2 separate regions of the Homo sapiens genome follow, and region 2 is linked to region 1. A link is a contact called in ENCODE Hi-C or POLR2A ChIA-PET data. All regions are on one chromosome and are shown on one strand. Each heading gives the region's core, a stretch centred on a gene start or an enhancer-like site at or near the end of the contact. The rest is flanking DNA. Distances are from core to core; before and after follow the strand shown.

Region 1 (3,046 bases), core at 250-2,749:
TTTCTCATTTAATCTTCCTAACAACAGTTAAGTGTAAGTCTTGTTTTCTCCATCTTATAGATGAATACGCTGTTCAAAGCCCAAGCAGCAGGGAAGTCTTAGAGTTGGGGAACTCATTTCCAGATTTTTTTTTTTTTCAAGACAGTCTCACTCTGCCCCCAGGCTGGAATGCAATAGTGCAATCATGGCTCACTGCAGCCTTGATCTCCTGGGCTCAAGCAATCCTCCCACCTCAGTCTCCCCAATAGTTGGGACCACAGGAATGCAATCATGCCTAGCTAATTTTATTCTATTTTTTTTTTTTTTTTTTTTGTAGAGTTGGGGTCTCAACTATACTTTCCATGCTAGTCTTGAACTCCTGGCTTCAAGTGATCCTCCTGCCTTGGCTTCCCAAAATGCTGAGATTACAGGTATGAGCCATCATGCTCAGTTCATTTCCAGGTCTTTTTTTTTTTTTTTGAGACAAAGTCTTGCTCTGTCTCCCAGGCTGGAGTGCAGTGGTGTGATCTCAGCTCACCGCAACTTTTGCCTCCTGGGTTCAAGCAACTTTTCTGCCTCAGTCTCTCAAGTAGCTGGGATTACAGGCACCCACCACCAGGCCCAGCTAATTTTTTTGTATTTTTAGTACAGACAGGGTTTCACCATGTTGGCCTAGCTAGTCTTGAACTTCTGACCTCAAGTGATCCACCCGCCTCGGCCTCCCAAAGTGCTGGAATTACAGGTGTGAGCCACCACGCTCGGCCTTTTTCCAGGTCTTTATGATTCTAAATTCCTGTTCTCTTTTCATATAGCATGAATGCACAACTTCTTTTTCTTTCTCTAGGAGGATCTGGGTGAGGGGAACATTTCTGGTTTGTCTTTTGAAAGAAATAAATGCAGATTATTGAGACCTACAGGAGCCTAGGTCTGTCTGGGTTTGCAGTACAAGGTGATCCTGACCCTCCCCGACTACAGTATTTACTCATGAAGTTCAGATTCAGAGAAAGAGGTTGACCTAGAGAAGATGGAGCAAACCTGGACCAAGGAGACACTTTTGACAAGACTTTTCTATTTGGTTTAAGCCTCTACAAACCGATATCATTGTTTTTAGTACAGCATGCACTAATTGCATCGATATTTTATTTTTGGCTAGTTCATGTTGCAGATATTATTTAACAATATAAATAAATATGTCCCTTCATTTTGGATGCATTATACACATCTTTCCTGAGTTCTTGAATACAGTGATGAGCAGAATTGAACAGGTGCATTTCCATCTATGTGGCCTTAGGATTGTTTCTGCTAGAGTAGAATGAAGTTTGGTAGTTTGGTCAATGACCATAATACCACTCACCTATCCAGTCTGTCTCTCTCTGGCACATTAGCACTGCCCTTTTCCCCCAGGGAAGTCCACTTTAGTCCACTGGAATTTGTGAAACCAGCTGCACCTTGGCAAGCCCTGGCCTGGGATTAATTTGGCAGGGAGGTTATTCTGAGAAGTCTCTGACTCATAACTTTGGGGCTAACTCTGAGTACCAAGCCCCAGCCCTGCCCTCTTTTGATTTTTCTCTGTGCTGATTCATTCTGGGTTGGGACTTTATTGTCAGCAGTCATAATTGTATATGGGTGGAACTTGGTTTTTAAATATGGCAAGGAGCCAAGTCTAGGGCTTCTGCTAGCTTTGTTATTAATTGTGTCATTTTTTATTAACTGAAAAAAGGAAGAAAAGAAGGGATGATAGGAAGTAGAGAAAAAGGAAGTAAAAAAAAAAGAAATATCCCACTGACCCAAGCTGAAACCTATTCTCTTCCACCTTCTATATTTTCTCCAAGCCCTTGGAAAGACTTGTCCTGAATCTTGCTCACATGAGAAGAAGCCAAGTGCAGTAGAAAAAGTACAGCCGGGCACAGTGGCTAATGCTTGTAATCCTAGCACTTTGGGAGGCCAAAGTGGGCGGATCACCTGAGGTCAGGAGTTCGAGGCCAGCCTGGCCAACATGGTGAAACCCCATCTCTACTAAAAATACAAAAATTAGCCAGGCGTGGTGCTGCCTGCCTGTAATCCCAGCTACTCAGGAGGCAGAGGCAGGAGAATCACTTGAACCCAGGAGGTCGAGGTTACAGTGAGCAGAGATCATGCTCTCCAGCCTGGGTGACAGAGCGAGACTCTGTCTCAAAAAAAGAAAAAGAGAGAGGATAGATTTTGGGGTTAGCATATCTGAATAATTGTATGATCATAGGCAAGTTATTTAAACCTCTTTGAAACTCTGTTTCCCAATCTGTAAAACAGCAATAATATTTACTTTTAGGGTTGTCATGATGGTTAGAAATATTCTGTATAAATTGTCTGGTACATTAAAAAGCATTAATAACTTGAAAATATCATTGTTATAGCTATTTTTATTTTTATTTTTATTTTTATTTATTTATTTATTTTTGAGACGGAGTCTCCCACTGTCGCCCAGGAGCGCAGTGGTGCAATCTCAGCTCACTGCAAGCTCCACCTCCTGGGTTCAAGCCATTCTCCTGCCTCAGCCTCCCGAGTAGCTGGGACTACAGGCTCTCGCCACCATGCCCAGCTAATTTTTTGTATTTTTTTAGCAGAGACGGGGTTTCACCGCGTTAGCCAGGATGGTCTCGATCTCCTGACCTCATGATCTGCCTGCCTGGGCCTCCCAATATGCTGGGATTACAGCCGTGAGCCACCGCGCCCGGCCAATATCTGAATAATGGTATGATCATGGGCAAGTTATTTAAACCTCTTTGAACCTCTGTTTCCCAATCTGTAAAACAGCAATAATATTTACATTTAGGGTGTCATGATGGTTAGAAATATTCTATATAAGGTGTCTGGCACATTAAAAAGCATTAATAACTTGCAAATATTATTGTTATAGCTATTTTTATTAAGGGATCCTTTGAAACAGTGAGAATGTAGCCTCGCAGAATAGACTGAAAGTTTAAATTTCATTCCTCTGAAATTGTGGCAGAATGTTCTATGCTCCCTTTGAGTGGAGACTTGGGTATGTCTAAGTACAATGGTGGTTGGGTCTCAGGGACTGACTCTG
Region 2 (2,916 bases), core at 51-2,550, 590 kb before region 1:
GGATCATCATCAGGCATGATGGAGTACAATAGAAAAGACAGACAGACTTTGGTTCTAAAATCCCTAGTGGGTCACCTTGGACTTTATTCTTCATTTCTAAAATGCAGTAACAGTAAACACACTAGCATACAGTTTCATTTTAATAATTAAATGAGATACCATCTACTAAGTATTTAGTACAGGTCCTAGCCCTAAGGAAGTGCTCAATTAGCTAATCTCAAAAAAAAATAAAAATAAAAATAAACAGCTCCGGACTTGGACAAGGGCAGACTTTATTTGAAAGGATCATTTCAAGAGAAGGGTATGAGACTTGCAATAGGGGGTACAAGGACTGCTGAAAAAAAAGGGGTGGAGGGGAATGCTCCAACCATGAGATCCGCAAATGCCTCAAGGGTTAGGAAGAAAGGGGCTTTTCCTTTTAAGGAGGAGTCAACAAGGTTAGGAAGAAGCTGGTGTGGGGAAGTAGGATGGAAAAGAGGCACAGATGGAGGTATTCTGATCTGACAGTAGATCAGACACAAAAAGGGAAAGAGGAGTTCTTTAATCTTTGCTATTTTCTAGGACCACAGGGCTGGGGTGAAATTCAGCCTCACTACAGTGAAAGCTTGTTTAATCTCCGTAAGCCTCTGTTTCTTCCTCTGTAAAATGGGGGTAGTAATAGCTACTTCCCAGGACTGCTGTGCAGATTAAATGAGACAAGATATGCTAAGTGCTGACCAGGGCTCCTGGACACAGTGAAACTAAATATTGTTGCTTTTTTTAATGTTGCATATCTACCATGTATCAAGCATTGTGCTCAGCATTGTAACAAAAAATATTTTGAGAAGATTTTGGGATGCTGAAGCAGGAAAGGCCTGGGACAGGTGCGGTGGCTCACAGATAGCTTCTATACCTTCCTTACTGCCCTTTTCTAGGGAATGAGAGAGACACAAGTTTGATGATCTCCATTGACCCTGGACTTCACAATTCTAAATCACAGGCTGTCTGAAATGAACATAGCATGGTATCCAGGAGATTTCCCCCAAGCAGCAATTTCATTAGTCTTCCCAGATGCAGAATACTGGCACTGTACTGATTCTGCTCTCTCACCTGGGCTGGGTGCACGCTGAGTCCACCTTTTCTACAGATGGTGATGGCTGAGCAGGGCCATGCTCTCCATGTGAACCCAGCTTAGGATCAGTGACCTCAGACACCCCCTCTGAAGCCCTCAGTCAGCTAGATGTCTCCTTCTGGGACCAGGCAGAACTTGCCCTGTGAGTGGTGGTATAAATATAGTTCCCTCTGGGCAGCCAGCCTGAGCCGCGCCAACTGACTTTCCATTACCACCTGCACTTCACATGCTACGTGGTTTCACTACTCAGAGCTGCTCAGCCACTCGGGGTTCAGTATTCAAGAGCTCTGGGAAGCAGGGCCAACTTGTATTTTGATGATTTTCTTTCTGCCATCTCAGCACTGTAGACACCCTCCTTTCTGAGTGCTAGGAAAATGCAGCTGGACCTGATCTGGGTTGTACCATGAATACCTTGGTATATTTTCACTTGGTATTCAGCTCCCACTAGACCTGAAATACACTAAACCCGAAGCTTTTTCATGGAAGTCACAGGAAAACATGCTTTTGGGTTGCTTCTCTGGTGCCTTTCTACTATGGAAAATGGGACTTAAACAGAAAATGGCAATACAAAAAAACCATTTTCTGGCAGGTCGTCTTTGTAACTTGATGAAGGCCCCAGATCTGATCCGCATTTGGCCTGTGGACACATTATCAGGTCAACACACAATCGCCTGCACATTTTAATTTGGTTGACATTTTTTAAACCTAGAGATTTCACCTAAAAGTCAAGATTTCTGGCTTTCCTTGAAGAAAAAAAAATCAGATGTGAGAACTCTTGGGCCCATATTTCTACGTAGCAGAATTGACTGGAGCTAAGCTGCAGCTGCTCCCATTACAGGGCATCACTCTCCAGCTCACCACGGTCCCCAGATCTCATTCACTGATGGATCAAAGTTATCGAACACCTGCAATAGCCCAGACTGTCCCAGGTCCTGCTGCTACAGTGGTGAACAAGGGAGAGGAGTCCCCCGCTATCACAGAAGGTGCATGCTAACATCCCCCTTGTTTCCTGACACTGAGGTAGGTGGCAGCTGACATTCATCATCACACTTGTGCCTTTGTTTTCCTTTTAGTTGAGTAAAGAGGACAGTATTGCTCAAATAGACCCACATCACTCTTGGGTTACTAATGGGCCCCTGTAGATGTTTGCATGGTAATACCAACTCCAATCTTTACCTGTCCAACCCACTAAAGTGAAAATGCTGGAAAGGGTAGGAATGCAACATGCATTTTTGTATTTTCAGTGTTTATGTTAGTATCTGCCATAAGTAGTTTTTTGGTTTTTCATTTGTTTTGAAACAAGGTCTTGCTCTGTTGCCCAGGCTGGAGGGCAGCAGCACACTCTTGGCTCACTGCAACCTCTGTCTCCTGGGCTCAAGTGATCCTCCCACCTCAGCCTCCCAAGTAGCTGGGACTACAGGCAAGCACCACTCCACCTGGTTAACTTGTATTTTTGGTTGAGATGGGGTTTTACCATGTAGCCCAGGCTGGTCTTGAACTCTTGGGCTCAAGCTGTCTGCCCACCTTGGCCATCCAAAGTGTTGGGACTACAGGCATGAGCCACTGCACCTGGCCAAGTATAGTCTTAGCAAATAGAAATATTGACATAAAAAGATGTACATAAGGAGTTGGTATAATCAAAAGAATTAAAAGGAGAACTTGGAGTATGTATAGGGGATCTTGGTTCAACTAAGGAAAAGTGACCCCAGGTTGCCTTGAGCTGCAGTTACCTTGACATCTTTCCATGTCTGACCAAGTATAACTACCAAAGCTGTTTCTTCTTTGGTGCCTGTCTCAATTATGAG

The links. Hi-C counts contacts between places; a loop is a spot of excess contacts on that map. ChIA-PET counts read pairs that join two places held with the same protein, here RNA polymerase II (POLR2A). Pooled maps may share reads with other maps.
Region 2: a pooled map shows a loop between it and region 1 (4-fold over the local background). The contact joins two enhancer-like sites. A Hi-C loop is called at or near these places in 1 of 50 pooled maps. POLR2A ChIA-PET finds 5 or more read pairs at or near these places in 2 of 52 experiments (activated CD4-positive, alpha-beta T cell and activated T-cell).

The regions. Positions count from the first base shown.
Region 1 is chr15:85,356,609-85,359,654 of GRCh38, reverse strand. No RefSeq gene overlaps it. Among named protein-coding and RNA genes, the nearest start is that of MIR7706, 22 kb to the left of the region's middle. Within about 2 kb of position 1,499, at least 12 of the 41 ENCODE cell types and tissues checked have a DNase peak (open chromatin) inside an H3K27ac peak, as active enhancers do.
Region 2 is chr15:85,948,660-85,951,575 of GRCh38, reverse strand. No RefSeq gene overlaps it. Among named protein-coding and RNA genes, the nearest start is that of MIR548AP, 120 kb to the right of the region's middle. Within about 2 kb of position 1,300, at least 3 of the 41 ENCODE cell types and tissues checked have a DNase peak (open chromatin) inside an H3K27ac peak, as active enhancers do.